Linked DNA regions of Homo sapiens: region 1 is linked to region 2. The links are chromatin loops, found by intact Hi-C in ENCODE. Cell type or tissue: heart right ventricle. All regions are shown on one strand.

Region 1 (8,000 bases), 65 kb after region 2:
AGGCAGCAGCTGGGTCTACACTGGGCTTCCTAGAATAACTGCAGGGGAACCCGTCTAGCAAGAAGACACCTCTGACAGTGTGGAGCCAGGAGGCAGGGGCTGAGTCCTCAGGGACACCCCATCCTGGGTGGAGGCATGTGGTTGATAAAGTCACACAGGAGTTAAAAATAACTGACTGTCAAAATACCCTGGAAAGTCACTTAAATCAATAATTATGCAAAGTGTGTGGTTTTATGTATTCATGTTGAATTCTAATTGTTAGACATGCTGAAGGCTGAGAAACTGTGAGCTAATCTAAAGTAGGGAACCTAGGCCGGGCGCAATGGCTCATGCCTATAATCCCAGCACTTTGGGAGACTGAGGTGAGAAGATCACTTGAGCCCAGGAGTTCAAGTCCAGCCTGAGCAACATAGAGAGACCCCTATCTCCACAAAAAAATTTGAAAAATTCACTGAGCATGCTGGTGTGTGCCTGTGGTCCCAGCTACTCGGGATGCTGAGGTGGGAGGATTGCTTGACCCCAGGAGCTCACAGCTGTAGTGAGCTATGATTGCACCACTGCACTCCAGCCTGGATGACAGGGTGAGACCGTCTCTAACAAAAAAACTTAAAAATAGAAATAAAATAAAACAAATAGAGAACCTAAAGGGGACATGTCCAGGCATTCCCATCCCTCTGCCTTTAAGAAATTCCCAGCTGTGGTCAGTGTGCAGGCTGGTGTGGATGGAGGATGGAGGACTCTGCAGACCCTCCCCACCTGGGTGGATTCCACTGCACTTGGACATTGGGCCTCCCTCATGTTAACAAAGGTAGTGGCTGTCATGAGGCTTAAAGGGCACACAGTAGGGTTGTGCGTCTTCCACAGGGGTCAGGTTCTCAAATCAGCTCTCATGAGCACAGTCAGCTGAGGGACCATGGGGAATCACCTCCTCTCTCTGACCAGCAGTTTTTAAAAATGACCTCAAGGAGCCCCAGGATTCAGTGGCCTCACCTCAAGGGTGAACCTGGGGTTGAGGGGTGGGCCAGCCCATGGGGCCTCCCTAACGTCAACCCAGGCAACTCTGCTTTCTTCTGCTCTATCTCATTAGATTCCATGGAGGATTCTGTCAGCTAAATGAAAGTTTGCCAACCACTGACCCATTCCAGGCGGGGTATTTTCCCCCTGGGGAAACATGTCTTCCCCTCACTTCTGTCCTGCCTCTTCCCTGCAGCGCTGGGACTGGCACAAGGCCACACCTCCGGGGGCTGCAGAGCCACACACACATCCCTAGTCTGAGGCCATAGGACTGAAGTCCCTGAGGGTCTCAAAGCTTCCCCCTCCCAAAGAAGCTAGGAGGGGCAATGACGATGAGCTTGGAGAGGCTGACAGGCCGTCCCCTTTCATTCCTGTGACACACCAAGGCCAACTCATCCTAATACCAACCAGATGGGACTCTCATAGAGCCCCGTTTTATTTAAGTTTTTTTTATTTATTTTTTGTTTGTTTGTTTTGTTTTTGTTTTTGTTTGAGATGGAGTCTCCCTCTGTCACCCAGCTGGAGTGCAGTGGCGTGATCTTGGCTCACTACAACCTCCACCTTCCAGGTTCAAGCGATTCTCCTGCCTCAGCCTCCTGAGTAGCTGGGATTACAGGTGCCCACCGCCATGCCCAGCTAATTTTTTGTATTTTTACTAGAGACAGGGTTTCACCATGTTGGCCAGGCTAGTCTCGAACTCCTGGGCTCAAGTATTCCACCCGCCTCGGCCTCCCAAAGTGCTGGGATTACAGGCGTGAGCCACCGTGCCCAGCTGAACCCCATTTTATAGATGGAAGAACCGGGAGAGGAGGTCATTTGACCAAGACTATCCCATCTCTAAGTGGTGGGCCTGGGATTTGAACTCTGGTAGCCTGGCTCCAGAGACCCTGCTGTTACTCACTGTGCCTCTCAAAGAGACTTGGTAAACAAACCAACTAGGCCCGACCACAACATGTTGAGGCTGACTTTCTAACAAGCTAGCATATTCCACATCCACACTCACATGCACACATCCCGTTGGGTAAGACCCGTGTGTGTTGGGAAACGCAGAGTGAGGACGGCTCACTTATTCCAACAGTATTCCAATGGGCCCAACACATTCCTGAGACTTGCCTTTGAGAATTGCCCTTGGGGACTCCTGAATTTCCCAGATAGTGGCAGCTCCTCAGCCCCTGGACCTGCATAGGACTTTTGCATCCAGCCTCAACCCTTGGGTGTCAAATCTGGTGAACAGGCTCAGTGATCATGCCTAGGTGATGTTGTCTTTGGATAAAAACTGAGGCCGTAAAGTAACAAGACTGACTTCCCCACGGGGCTGGTAAAAGGGCCCTCCAGGCCAGTGGAAGAAGTGTTTCACCTCCCCAGGTGGCTCCTAAAGTGGACAGGAGAGTCATCTGGATCTGTCTACTTGGGCGTGTTGAGTGAAAAACAAAAATGTCAGCTCCATTCTTCACAGTCACGCCTCTGAAGCCAACAAGTCATGAACTTGGAGTTGTTTTTCCAGTGGTGCAGATGAATTTCCACTGATTTGCACACTCACTCACCCGCTCCATGGCTCTGCCTCACAAGGAATGACACACATTTTCGAGAAGGCTGGCCAGGTGAGGAGTTCAGCCCAAGGCCACGCGCAGAGAGACGCTCAGTGACCCTTGATGAGAATGAGTCACAGCACCAAGCTCCAACCAGAGCGGGCTGGCCGCGTCCCATCCCTAATTCCTCAGAAAAATGCAGTTGCTGAGCTTACACGCCGTCTTGCAGGAAGCCACCTCGCCCCTGTCAGGCTTCCCTCCCGCACTGGTTCGCGAGAGCCGGCACCACTGCCTTCTCTCAAATGGTCCCTCTGCTGCCTAACTGGTGCCCTCTTGGCGCCAAAAGACCAATCCCCTAAAGTCTTCACTCAACATAGCCACTGATTCCTGGGCCTCCCAGGCTGGTCACTGGCCCCAAACAAAGAGCTCAAGGTACCGGGACACCAGCAACAAGAATCGAGCATCTTCCAGATCCTGCTTCCACATGGTTTCCCACTCCTCTGATTCCCTTGAATGAAAAACGGTAGGAAACAGCCCAGGAAAACAGCCACAAAGAGGGAGTGCTGAACTCACTGCGCGAAAGAGGGCCAAGAATCCCCAACAGGCTGCCCATGACGAAGAGAATACCACATTCACTTTGTGTCATTTTCCGAGCCAGGCACCCACCAAGTGGGACCATGGATCTCCAAGTCTCTGGAACGCACAACCTGGATCAACAGGTGCAATTCCCATATTCTCTCTTCAAAAACTGACCTTGTAAGAGGGCAAATGTTTGCCCTGGAGGGAAGGAAGCAGAGGCTGAGCATTATTTGCTGGGGTCAAGTATACAGGAGACTCCTGCACTCGGCGGGAGGGCAGATGCTGGAGGATCTCTATGGTCCTCTCAACCTCTAAAATCAAATGAGTTCAGGAAGACCCAGCACAAGGAAAGACACAAACAAACATCCCTCCAGCTACCACTGAAGTTAGGCTTTGAAGACGGATTTCCATCCCAGGCTATTCTGGTGGCAAAGTTGCCCTGAAATTTGTGCCCTGACTCAATGAACTCCCAGGGTGGGAGGTGATGGAGAACTCTCGTGGGGACTTGTTTGATAAGTTCAGTTTCTTCCCAGATGACTCATGTTCAGGTTCAACTCTCTGAATCACCTTGCACCCACCTTCACCCGCGGCTTTGATTCCCACCTTCCACCCCCAAGTCTCGGCGCTCAGGAGACAGGTGTCTGGGGCCCAGGTGGGATACGCGACTCCTCCCAGCCACTGTTTGCAAATGCGGCCCCTGTGCATGGCTGCTTGGGCCTTGCCGGGCCTCCGCTGTGCAAAGTGAATCACAGCTGCCAGGCTGCTTTCAATATCCGCTCGTCCTCGCTGGCCTACCAGCCAGACGGTCCCCCCACCCCTTTCTCTTTGAAGAAAAGTGATTTAATTTCAGGAGACTTTGGGGTAATCATGTTATGATCTTCAACATTAACCAGAACCAACTCCCTGCTACAGGAGGGTGGGGAAGGAAAGAGGAAGAAAAAAGTAAACAGTCCCATTCCGGATTGCCAGAAATGAGAGGAAAAAGAAAATCACAGCAGCTGCTTTGCTGGTTCCCCGACTAGGAGAGGCCTCTGCCAGAAACGGGGCCTCCGTGCCAAGGTTTCTGGAAACAAGGAAGTTGGGCTTGGCAGGGCCTCCCTTTCTACAGGTTAATCAACTCAATTCTGGGGGGAGAGATATTGCTTTTCATTCTTTAGCCTATCTTCTCCTCCCGCTTATTCCCACCCCTGCCTCCCACTCACTTCCCATCACCGCTGCATTCCCCAACTTAGGTTACCCGACAGCCTCCTCTCCCAGAATGCAGGGGGCCTCCCTGCCTCCTCTCCGAGGCGGGCACGCAAAGCTACTCCGGAGACCAGGTCAAACAGCCACCTTCAATTTTCCTGAAGGGCTTCACCTCCACATCCCCGCCCACCTCTCAAAGCTTTTTGGGCAACAAAATGAGGTTTGATGAGAAGGCCGGGTTGAGAGAAGGCAAGAATAAGTTGGGGGGTAGGGGTAGAAGTGAGGCTTAAGAAAATAAGAATTCAAGCCCACAAAATCAGAATAGTGCATCTAAGGGTTAGCTGGAGCCAGGGAGGAATTCTCACGAACAATGGTCCTTCTTGGCAGACAGTCCACGGGTGTGGTGCCCGCTTGAAAAAAAAAAAAAAAAACAGCAAATAACCCAGGCTCCAGGGCCACCCGGGAGGGGGCTGGTGTGAAGCTGGAAAGCTGGGGCTAAGGACTCATGAAGACCCCCAGGAAATGATGGATCACGTGGAGAAAGTGCTCCCCTTGGGGTTCCTGCCCGAGAAGCATCTTGCCAGACCTCAGCTGTGCAAAGGGCAGAGATCCTACTCCCAGCCCCGGCTTCCCTCCCGACTCTCGGGGCTGCGTGTGTGCTCAGATCCCACAAAGGCATCTACAGCATCTCTCACCCCTCCCCAGGGATGTGGAAACTGCAGCATCTGCCAGGGGCTGTGAAATGTAGGGGCCACCATATAAGGCAACTTCTCACACCCCCATCACCTGGTCAGACCCCAGCCTCCATTCATACTGCAAGCTGGGACTCAGAGTGTCTTTAGGAATTCTGGAGGGAAAGAAACCCTGGGCATGACTTTGGAGACATATGTTTGCCATTTGAGTCACTTTCCAAGGTGTAGGGAAAACAATACAAGTGTCATCGGCCACCACTTGACAAGCTCATCACCCCCAGCCTCCATTTGATGCTGCTGGCGAAAGGGCATGCGGGCAGGGTCTCCCGCCCATGGGCAGGCAGGTGGGCATAACTTACCTGCAGCTGTAGGACTGGCCCCAGGGGTGGGTCTGAGCCAAGTCCTTTGGCTTCCACCAGGCATGACAGCCTAGGGCTTAGAAACTATAATTCATTTTAGTACATTTTTTGCAAACATTGTTTTATGGTTTTTTTTTTTAATTTTTAAACTTCATATTTTAAAAATGTCATTTAAGATAAAGGTCACACAGAGTAGAATGGAGGGATTACAGAGTCTAATTACTGAGAATGTGAAACGATATCATTGTATTAGAAAAGTGATCAAAACAGGCTTAGAGCAAGCTGTGGACCGTGTCAGGAGCTTAACACGGTGGTTCCAGAGGCTTCCCTTTAAATGCTTGAGAAACATGGAAGAAAATCACTCTGTCTGAGGTTATCAGTGTTCACACGATCCGTGTTACACCAAAAATAGATCTGTCCCCACAGAGAGCAGGCTCCCTCATGACCGCTGACAGAGGTGAAAAAGAGCTGGACTCTTCAGTGCTCCGGCCTCAGTGGTTTGTGGTTATTCTCTCAATCTGGAAAGTTCCAAGAAGTTGGAGGAAGTGAGGTCTGCGGGCAATGGGAAGAGCCATGGACCACAGAGAGGCTCTGTGGAAGCAACGTGGCGGACACGCAGCATGGGAATGGTCTGAAACAGTCCCCAAAAGTCTTGGGAAGACCGAACTATGGGTCCAGCCCCTACCAAATGATGACTTTGCTCCACAAAGCACATGTAGCTTAAAAGTGAGCTCCAGGACCGGGTGCGGTGGCTCATGCCTGTAATCCCAGCACTTTGGGAGGCGGAGGCGGGCAGATCACCTGAGGTCAGGAATTCGAGACCAGCCTGGCCAACATGGTGAAACCCCATCTCTACTAAAAATACAAAAATTAGCCTGGCATGGTGGCAGGTGCCTGTAATCCCAGCTACTCAGGAGGCTGAGGCAGGAGAATCATTTGAACCCGGGAGGCGGAGGTTGCAGTGAGCAGAGATCGCAACATTGCACTCCAGCCTGGCAGACAAGAATGAGACTTTGTCTCAAAAAAAATAAAAATGTGAGCTCCAAACCAGTGGCAGCTTAGATGAGTGGCAACAGCACCCGACAAGTAGGGCAGGAGACTAAGGTCCTAATTCCATCTTTTCATCACACTTCACTTTTCCAAAGTCTCGGGGGTTTAGGCTCAAAGAGCCATGACTGCTCTCAGTCACTTCTTGTTCCTCTATGACCTCTAAATAGTGAAGACAGTTTGGACAAGAGTAAAACAATTTCCTTTCTCGGGAGAAAGAAGCACGCATGACATTTTCTGAGTTGTCCTAACCAGTGGCTGAAGTGAGATCCACCCGGAAGGCTCATGGCTGACATTTACTGAGCACTTGCTTTGAACCAAACACTGTTCTAAGCCCCTGAATTAACTCATTTAACAACAATCACACGAAGAGGGCAATAATAATAGACAGAAAGAGAAACTGAGTCACAGTGCACCTAAGACATTTGCCCAAGGTCACAGAGTTGATATGTGGTAGAACTAGAGTTTGAACCCACTCAGTGTGGTACAGGGTCCAACCTCTTAGTCCACTAGTCTACACAACCTACGAAGAAGAAGGCGGGTATGTGCTCCAGCCAGGACCATCCCCAGCCACGTGCTGGGGAACATTACCAGACTAGCTCACCCTTTTCTCCCGAAGGCTACCCACTGGTATCTGGGTTACCCACCAAACTCTTCCCAGGAGGATGAGCCACAGGTGGTTCATTTGGCCTGTGCTGTGACACGGGGTCTTGGTACCCTCACCAAGTGGGCAAAGGTAGAATACATCAAGATCACAAATAGGAGATGAAACCTTTAAATGTGTTGTTAATGCGGGGTCAACCTCACTAGCCTTATCCTAAGGAGGAACTGGAAGCCCCTGCCACCTTGTCCTCAGGCACTTCACACTCCTTACTTTGAGGTGCTCCCACCTACTGGTCCTTCTGTCCCCAAATCCCAGTTGGTGACAAGAAGCAGAGTCCCAAGAAGCAGGCAGGGCGAGGCCTCCAAGGTGAAGACTCTGAGAAGTTTGAGGGAGAAAGCTGCTCAGAAAATTCAACCTCCTCTTGAAAAGGAAATAACCTCCTTGGCTTCATTATTTTGTTTTTAACGCAGTGAAAGTGATTAATCCATAGTCAAACCAAAATAGTTTATATACAGGTTCTGCTAAGGTTTCCTCATTACGAAATACGAAATGAGAAAATGTTCATTCTTCTGCTTTGAAATAACAAAAAGCCAATGAAGTGGAAATTAGACTGATTCTTAAAGAAGACCAAAAAGACATGTCCCTAGAACTTAATTTCCATTCTTTTTTTTTTAATTCCCATAGCTATAAACTAGTTGAATAGACCTTTAAAATGTTTTAATAGGAAAATTCCTAGGAGGGGAAGTGAGATCTCGGTGTCTAAAAGGTTCCAATTTAGCAGTTGGGAAAAGTGTTTTAGCAGCTTTTATCCCCACGGGATTGTGAAATTCATCAATACAGTGCTCCTGGTACTGAAGTCTTGATGAACGGTGGAGGAAGCCAGGCTAGGAGGCAAGAGGCTATTTGCAAGGATAGGAAAATTCAGCTCCATACTTTGAAGAGCAGATGAGCTGATTCCTGTACTCATGGAGGGGTGGATGCATGCTGAGTG
Region 2 (8,000 bases):
TTTTTTTTTTTTTCTTTTTGAGATGAAATCTTATTCTATTGTCCAGGCTGGAGTGCAATGGCACGATCTCAACTCACTGCAACCTCCGCCTCCCAGGTTCAAGTGATTCTCCCACCTCAGCCTCTCGAGTAGCTGGGATTACAGGGGCCCGCCACCATGCCCAGCTAATTTTACTTTTTTTGAGATGGAGTCTCGCTCTGTCGCCCAGCCTGGAGTGCAGTGGCACGATCTCGGCTCACTGCAAGCTCCGCCTCCCGGGTTCATGCGATTCTCCTGCCTCAGCCTCCTGAGTAGCTGGGATTACAGGCGCCTGCTAATTTTTTGTATTTTTAGTAGAGACAGGGTTTCACCAAGTTGGCCAGGCTGGTCTCGAACTCCTGAGTACGCCCAGCTAATTTTTGTAGTTTTAGTAGAGACAGGGTTTCACCATGTTGGCCAGGCTGATCTCCAACTCCTGACCTCAAGTGATCCACCCGCCTCAGCTTCCCAAAGTGCTGGGATTACAAGCATGAGCCACTGTGCCCAGCCCCAACTGTGTTTTGGATCCGACTCCCTCTTGCCTCTTCAGGAAACATAAACCGTCACCTTTCCCTTCTCTCTCACACACACAGCCTCTTCCTCTTGTCCCCTTTCATCCCAACTCCTATCCTAGTTAACATGCTCAGACTGCTCCCCTCTCTGCAAGCCCTCCTCCAACCCCACATCTCCCTAGGTACTGTCTCTCCCCAGCTTCCATGGTGCTGCCTCCCACTCACTTTTCCGTCCACTCTGCTGCATCTTCTTTGCCCTGTTATCCCACCAGGACGCCCACGCTAAGGCCACCTAAGTCTGCCATATTGCAAAATCCAACTCATGTTGGATCCACCTCTCTCACTAGGCCCCTCGGCAGGCTTGACGGAGTTCACCGCATCTCTTCCACAGCCCTCTCTTCCTTTGACTTTCCTGGCAGCACATATGCCTGGTTTTCCTCCTCCAGGGCTGCCTCCCTTTCATGCTTGCCCTTCTCCCCCCCCTCATTAAAGCTGGCGTTCTTCCAGCTGCACTTGGGCCTTCTCTCCTCTTACTTCGCTATCTCCCTTGGTAATCTCCCCCAATTCAATGATCTGTCTTCTCGGGGGGAAATGACTCCCAAATATATATCTCTAGTCCCCACATCTTCTTTGAGCTTCTGACGTGTCTATCCAACCGCCCACCCCACATCTCAGATTGCTCAAAAGCACTTCAAACTTAATGGTGTCTAAGATCAAAGCCATGATATTCCCTCCCAAATCCAGTTGTCTTCCAGGAAATGATGCTTTCATCTACCCACACGTGCAAGCTGGAAATCCAGTCACCACTGTCACCGCCCACTCCCCTGACCCCATTACCTAATCAATCCATCACCAAGTGCTCTTACTTTTAATTCTCTCCCAAATCTTGCTACTTCTTTCCCTAGTCCAAGTCACCATCATCTTAGACTGGCACAGGGGTCACAAATGTGGGTTTTCAGCCTGCCTGAGAGCTGGCCGGTGGTAATGAATTCTAGGGAGAGACGACCTTTTCCCTCCTGTGCAGGACAAAGGTCAGAACACACTGGTCTCTTCACTCTCCCCTCCTACATGACAGGTTCATTTCTCACTGGCCCTTACATTGAGAGTGCAGTGCTTTAGGGTTTACATTTTGCGTGGCCAACTCCTGTTGGACTTTTCACTGGGGATGGGGGAAGCCCTGCCTTTACCTCTGGCCTCCTGAGTCCCACAAGCTGTCAAACAGGGGCTCACTGTCATAGGGGTCTGACCCACACCTGCACACACACATCTGGCTCTGGTGCTTGTTCACCTCCATGAACACTGCTTTCACTCTGGGGAACTCAACAAATGCCAGCTCAGAGATGCATTTTTTTATTTCAAGTTTATGTTTTTATTTTTCAACGAGTTCAGCCTGTGCTTTCCTTCTGTTGTTTTCAGAGGCAAAGCACCCGTTCTGCCACAGCACCAGGGCAGGGGGTGCAGAGACTGCACTGCAGGTAACACCATTCTTACTTCAGAGCTCCTGCTCTGCGCCACAGTCCTCACAATGACCTCCACCTTTCCTGGTGGCCCAGAGCACACACAGCTCACACCACCCGACGGTCTTTCAGGAGAACACAGCTCTCCTAGACAATCTAACAAGGAGTGTATGTATGCTGGCTTCAACTCTTCAGAGTGGCCATCACTTATTAAACTGCAGCTAACAACTCATTAGCAGGTCATGAGACCAGTTTAGTGAATCGTGGACAGCATTAAAAAAAAAATAGAAGCAAACTGAAAGTATAAGAGTGGACCACAGAGTAAGGGTTGATTGAACTTTTATTTTGGATAGATGGATGAATGAATGGATGATGGACAGATGGATGGATGGATGATGGATGAATGGATGGATGATGGATGAATGGATGAATGAATAAATGATGGAGGAATCGATGGATAGATGGCTGAATGAATGGATGGATGAACAGATGATGGAAGGATGGATAGGTGTAGATGGATAAGTGAGTAGGTAGGTAGGTAGATGGATGTACTAGATAATAATTCATAATGGTAAATACATTTTTACTGTGAGTCACAGCCCAAAAATGTTTAATGTAAATTGCACTGCATATAGTTATGGTTAGTCCCTGAGGACGAGGGTGATGTCTTCTTTCTCTCCTATTCTCTCACTGAACTTAAAAGCAAGCTTGGCTCACAGGAGGCTCTCAGTAAACACTGAGAGGCATTATATTAACTGAGTTTCTGGAGATGATGAGGAAATCATTGGAAAACTGGAGCCTGAGAGGGCAGCGTGGACTCCTTCTCTTGGAACTGAAGCCTGTGGGTCCCAGCAAGCTCTGTCCCTGGACCATGCCAGGATTCAGTGAAATATGGTTTTGCTTGGTGCATTGCCTCAGAAGGAGCCAATGAAGGTGAGGGAAGGTGCCAGGTATGACTTCCTGTTAGGGTCTCCCTCTGCCCTCATTCTGCCCACTTTACACCCCCATGGCGTCAGGCCTGGCCCTCCGGTACCTGCTCCACAGCGGGTCAACAGGCCTAAAGCACCTCATTTATTGTCTGATCAGAAAGCTGCCCTAGCTCCACAGAGCCTAAAGGACATGTCTCGATTCCTAAGCTCAGCATTCAAGGCCCCCACAACCTTCCCAATCCCCTGACTGGCATCACCCCCATGAGCCCCTCCACGAAAGACTATGCTTGGGCCTTGCCTACTTAGTCCCTGTCCCCCGAAGACCTTTTAGCTAAATCCCCTCCTCCATGGTGTCCAGAGACTTGCCCCAGGATGGCCTTCCCAGCCTCCACCACACGCCACACTGGAAAATGGTCTTAGGTGAAAAGCACATTCAGGGATATCGGAGGGGACTTGAGCCCTGGATGCATCTGCTCACTGCCCCAACCACCCAGCAGCCAGAGTACCAAGGGGACTGGTGACCCTGAGCCACCTTGTGGGAAGGTCAGCCCTAGAGGGGTCCTGACCAACCAAGACTCTCTTCAAGCCCCCATTTTCAGCCCACAGGTCCCAGGTTCACCAATCCCCCACTCCCCAGCCCTGACAGCTCTGCCCCTCCCTGGTACCTAACACAGCTGCCTGGCCTTATCTCCTCCAGTCTTTGACTCCCCTGTCTGCCCCACCCCTGCCTCATCGCGGTACCCGGCACGCGGCTGTCAGCACACCCAATAAGTAGGTGCAGACGGATTGATGGACAAGGAGATGCCAGAGCCCAGCTGGGAATGAGGCTCTGTCTGGCTTCCATCTCCCATCCACGCAGGGCACTTGGTGACAGTGTGCGGAGAGTGGGGGGACAGGTTGAGGTCAGGGAGAGGCAGCGTCTGGGGTCCAGCCACCGAGCCCTGCAGGACACCTACCCCCTGGAAGTAGCACATTGTTGTCCTCCTTCCAAGCCCGCTCCTGCCAGGACACAGCCTGAGAACATCGCAGACACGTGATCTGGCCAGACGGGGCCCCCACCACTTGTCTCTGATGCCCCATTATGAGGTCTATTTGAGCTTCCTAGGCCTGGGGCGGTATCTCACCACTAAAATTTATGCAAATGAAATAATGAGCAATTTGGGGAAAGGAATGAAATGCTGCGCAATGATCCAAACCACCCCAGACACCCGCCCAGGGGGTTTTCAAGTTGAGCAATCATTCTGAAGACAACTTAAAAGTCACTCACTGGAAAAAAGACACGCCGGGGATTCTTGCAAACCAGCAGGCCCTGTGGCTTCAGAGGCCCGCTCTCACCTCATGGTGGGACAGGGAAGGCTGGGCTGGGGAGGGAGGTGGAGCACATCTGGTTGCCCACTGCACTTCAGGACTGGACCAGCGGGATTTTGATAGAGCCCGCCCTGAGCTCACTGCAGGCACGTGGGCCCTGGCCTGGCCATCCCGAAACATCCACCTCATTCCTGAAATCAGGCACAGGGAAAACACCAAGTCCAGCCGGGAAGGCCGGAAATGCCGGAAGTACCCAAGATGCCCGTCAACAGTTTTATTTTTTTTTTTTTGAGATGGAGTCTTGCTCTGTCACCTAGACTGGAGTGCAGTGGCGCGATCTCGGCTCACTGAAACCTCCACCTCCCAGGTTCAAGCGATTCTCCTGCCTCAGCCTCCCAAGTAGCTGGGATTACAGGTGCCTGCCATCACACTCAGCTAATTTTTTGTATTTTTAGTAGAGACAGGGTTTCACCATGTTGGCCAGGCTGGTCTCGAACTCCTGACCTCAGGTGATCCACCCACCTTGGCCTCCCAAAGTGCTGGGATTACAGGCGTGAGCCATTGTGCCAGGCCGCCGGTCAACTCTTACAGGTAGAGACACATGCCCCCCTCCACGGATAGGGCACTCTGTGCTCTGTTCATTGGTTCATTCATTCACGCCACAATCTTCACTGAGTGTCCACCCCATGCCAGTTCTGTTCTAGGTACTGGGGACACCTCAGGAATCAAATATTCGCTCAGCAGACAGTCACTGCCCACCAGCTTCGCATCATTACTGGCATGGGGTGGGGGTGGGAATACAGAACAAACAGGAGACATGGTCGCTAGTCCCCGGGAGTTTGCAGCCTGGTAGGAGTGGGAGACGATGCATGAACAAAACTCAAATTCCAGGCACTGACAACATAGGATGAAATGCAGAGACTATTTCTAAGCCAGCCATCAGAGAGGTCTTCATGGAGGAGGGGTCATTTGAGCCAGGTCTTAAAGCATAGATAGGAGCAGGGTGTGTGGAGGAGGGGAGAAAATGAAATTCCAGGCCAAGAAAATGGCATAGGAAAAATTGAGAACACCACCAGGAATCCTGAGAGAGGAGTCAACTTCTGTATTTTTCTCAACAATCCACACACACCCCTTTTTGTGCGCTGAAGTGATGGGGGCTGACTGTCAAGGCCTTCCCTCTTTCTGCCACGAGGAAGGAGCTGGGCAGGAGTGAGGAAGGAAAGGTCTGAACAGGCTCCGACTGCGAAGAGCCTGAAATTGTGGCAGGAGGAGAGGTGAGGGCTTGACCTCTGGTCCTCTCCACAGTGTGTGTTCCCAGCTTGCAAGGCTAGGGCAGGGAGGAGGAATTCATAAAGACCAATTTCTTCAAAAAAATAATAAAAGGATGAAGCGCACACACACAGAGAAAGTATCATGTTACAATCTGATAAAGCTAGGAGCTGGCACACAGGCGTTTGTTACACTATGCTCTTTTTTCTTTTTTTTCTTTTTTTGTTTGTTTCTTTTTGAGACAGAGTCTTGCTCTGTTGCCCAGGCTGGAGTGCAGTGGTGCAATCTTGGCTCACTGCAGCCTCTGCCTCCCGGGTTCAAGCAATTCTCCTCCCTCAGCCTCCTGAGTAGCTAGGATTACAGGCGCATGCCACTATGCCTGGCTAATTTTTGTATTTGTTTTAGTAGAGACGGGGTTTCACCATGTTGGCCAGGCTGGTCTAGAACTCCTGACCTCAGGTGATCCACCTGCCTTGGCCTCCCAAAATGCTGGGATTACAGGCGTGAGCCACCACACTCAGCCACACTATACTCTTTTCTTAACAGTGTTATTATCGTCTACTCTGAACCACTTCAGAATAAAGTAAAGCTAGGCTCCGTTTGGTTTGGTTTTGTAAAGACTGAGGTGTGCAGGGCAGCATTTGCTCTGCTGCCCCTAGCTGCTGGCCTGTTGCTGGAGCATTTCCTGCCCACTCTTGTCAAGCTGTGACTCAGTTTCCCCTGAGTGGGGACTGACTCTAGGAAGATTCCAGAAAGCAGCCTGAGTCATCGCACCAGGGGGACACGAGGAAATGGGCTTAGAGCTTCCCAGGCGGGAGTGAGGAGGATGGGTGTCGAGTTTGAGTAGGCACGTGCACACATGTATGAGTGAGCGTGCGCACACAGACACGTTTGGGGTGGCAGTGTTCATGCTGCCCTCTGAGTATGGGCTGTGCTCAGTCGACATGTGTGAAGAGGAGCTCAGGGAGTGAATGGTGGACTCAGGGCTAGAACCCTGGTCTCCTAAATGCCCCTTCCAATGCCCTGGAATGCTGGAAGCCAGAACAGATTGCCAGGAAAGGGCTCTAAGGACAAGTGCCCCACCAGGCCTACTCCAGGGAGCCCTAGAACCTCAACCTGGAGATGAGACAACAGCTTAGAAGAAGTAAGAGTCCAGTCTCTACAGAAAAAGCAGAGGCTCCACACACCAGCTGAACCCAACAGTGCTGGGCCATCGTGACAATTCAAGGGGAAGCCAATGGGCTCCAAGAAGCGTGGATCTCAGCCAATCCTCTGCATTCAGAACTTAGGAGAGTCTCATGGTCAAGAGGACTAAGTGGTTGACCCCGACAGTGGCGAATGAACTATTGCTGGGAACAGGAGACAACCCGAGAATAGGGGGAAGGACGTCCAAAGGCTCAGAGGCCAGAGGAAGCCGTGCATGAGAACAACGTTAGTGTGGTCTGGTTGGCAGGATGGCTGCAGGGGAAGCAAGAGCCAGACACAGGTTCAGGACTGTGCAAAGAGGTGTTGGGTCTGGGGGACACATTCAGACCCAGGTGGCAGCTGCTCTCAGACACTTTCCAGCAGAACAGTGACCCTCCTGTAGCCAGTAAAGGGCAGCCCAGACAGGAGATGGGAAGAACTGGCAAGGTGAGCAAAGACAAAGGAATGGGGTAGAGAAGGGAGGATGGGCCGGGAGCATCAGGGGCTGGGGGACAATGTGCCTTACCGGGCCCTCGGTGTGGATGGGGACACCCGTGTCCAGGTACAGCACTCGGAGAATTTGGTCTGGGTATGGGGGTTGGAGGTGTCAGCTGCATGACAATGGGGGTGTCCATTCAGGAGGCAGCACCCCCTGGGTCTGGAACTCAGGGACAGGCCTCCCAAACAAGACTATTGAGTTCTGGAATAAGCTTTCTCACCTTTCTCAGGACCCAGAACCAAAAGCAGGGCAGGAGGAAGACGCTTTATTGAGAAGTCCTGGTAGGTTCATTTCCAGTCTGCAAATACCTAGAAAACAACAGCCATGGAAAGACCCCAGGCCTGAGGCTTAAACTCAGCGGGCTCTGTGATGCACTGACTGTCTCTGCATGTTCACTTCGCACCTAGAAGGGTCCCACAGGGCAATGAGCAGCCAGCATCTGGGCCCTGAACATTTGGAACCCCTGAAAGCTCAGGGCCGCCCAGAGCAGAAAGACTGTCTATTCTCATGGTTCTCTGCCCCGGCTGCATGTTAGACTTACTTGGAAAGCTTTTTAAAAAGTGTGGTCCCCACCCCAGAGACTCTGATTAATTAGTGTGGAGAGAGGCCCTGACGTGAGTAGTTCTGTTAAAGTTCCAGGTGATTCTAATATACAAGGACCATGCTCCCAATCTAGTCAATCCCTGATTTTCCAGTGAGGTCCAGAGAGAGGCAGCTGCAACCCCAGCCGGGCACAGAAACCGGAGGGAGTGCTCTGGGGGGAGAGAGGGTGAGCACCCAGTTATCACTAAGAGGGGTTGGCAAGAAATCAGTCATCTGGGGG

The links. A loop is a pair of places that touch in the nucleus more often than their neighbours do. Peaks named below come from ENCODE experiments on the same cell type or tissue, not always from the same donor. Only the 100,000 strongest peaks of a DNase experiment are listed, where the experiment ranks them.
Region 1: it touches region 2 in a loop (4-fold over the local background); 2 of 110 quality-filtered maps call a loop at or near these places.

The regions. Positions count from the first base shown.
Region 1 is chr17:9,068,987-9,076,986 of GRCh38, reverse strand. The region is part of intron 2 of NTN1 (netrin 1); the gene reads right to left. Among named protein-coding and RNA genes, the nearest start is that of NTN1, 51 kb to the right of the region's middle. In heart right ventricle, no CTCF peak of the experiment used is centred here; a DNase peak (open chromatin) is centred at 4,166; H3K27ac peaks cover 3,000 bases.
Region 2 is chr17:9,134,308-9,142,307 of GRCh38, reverse strand. All of the region lies in intron 2 of NTN1 (netrin 1), which reads right to left. Among named protein-coding and RNA genes, the nearest start is that of NTN1, 120 kb to the right of the region's middle. RefSeq lists an enhancer at 3,338-4,046. In heart right ventricle, no CTCF peak of the experiment used is centred here; a DNase peak (open chromatin) is centred at 3,779.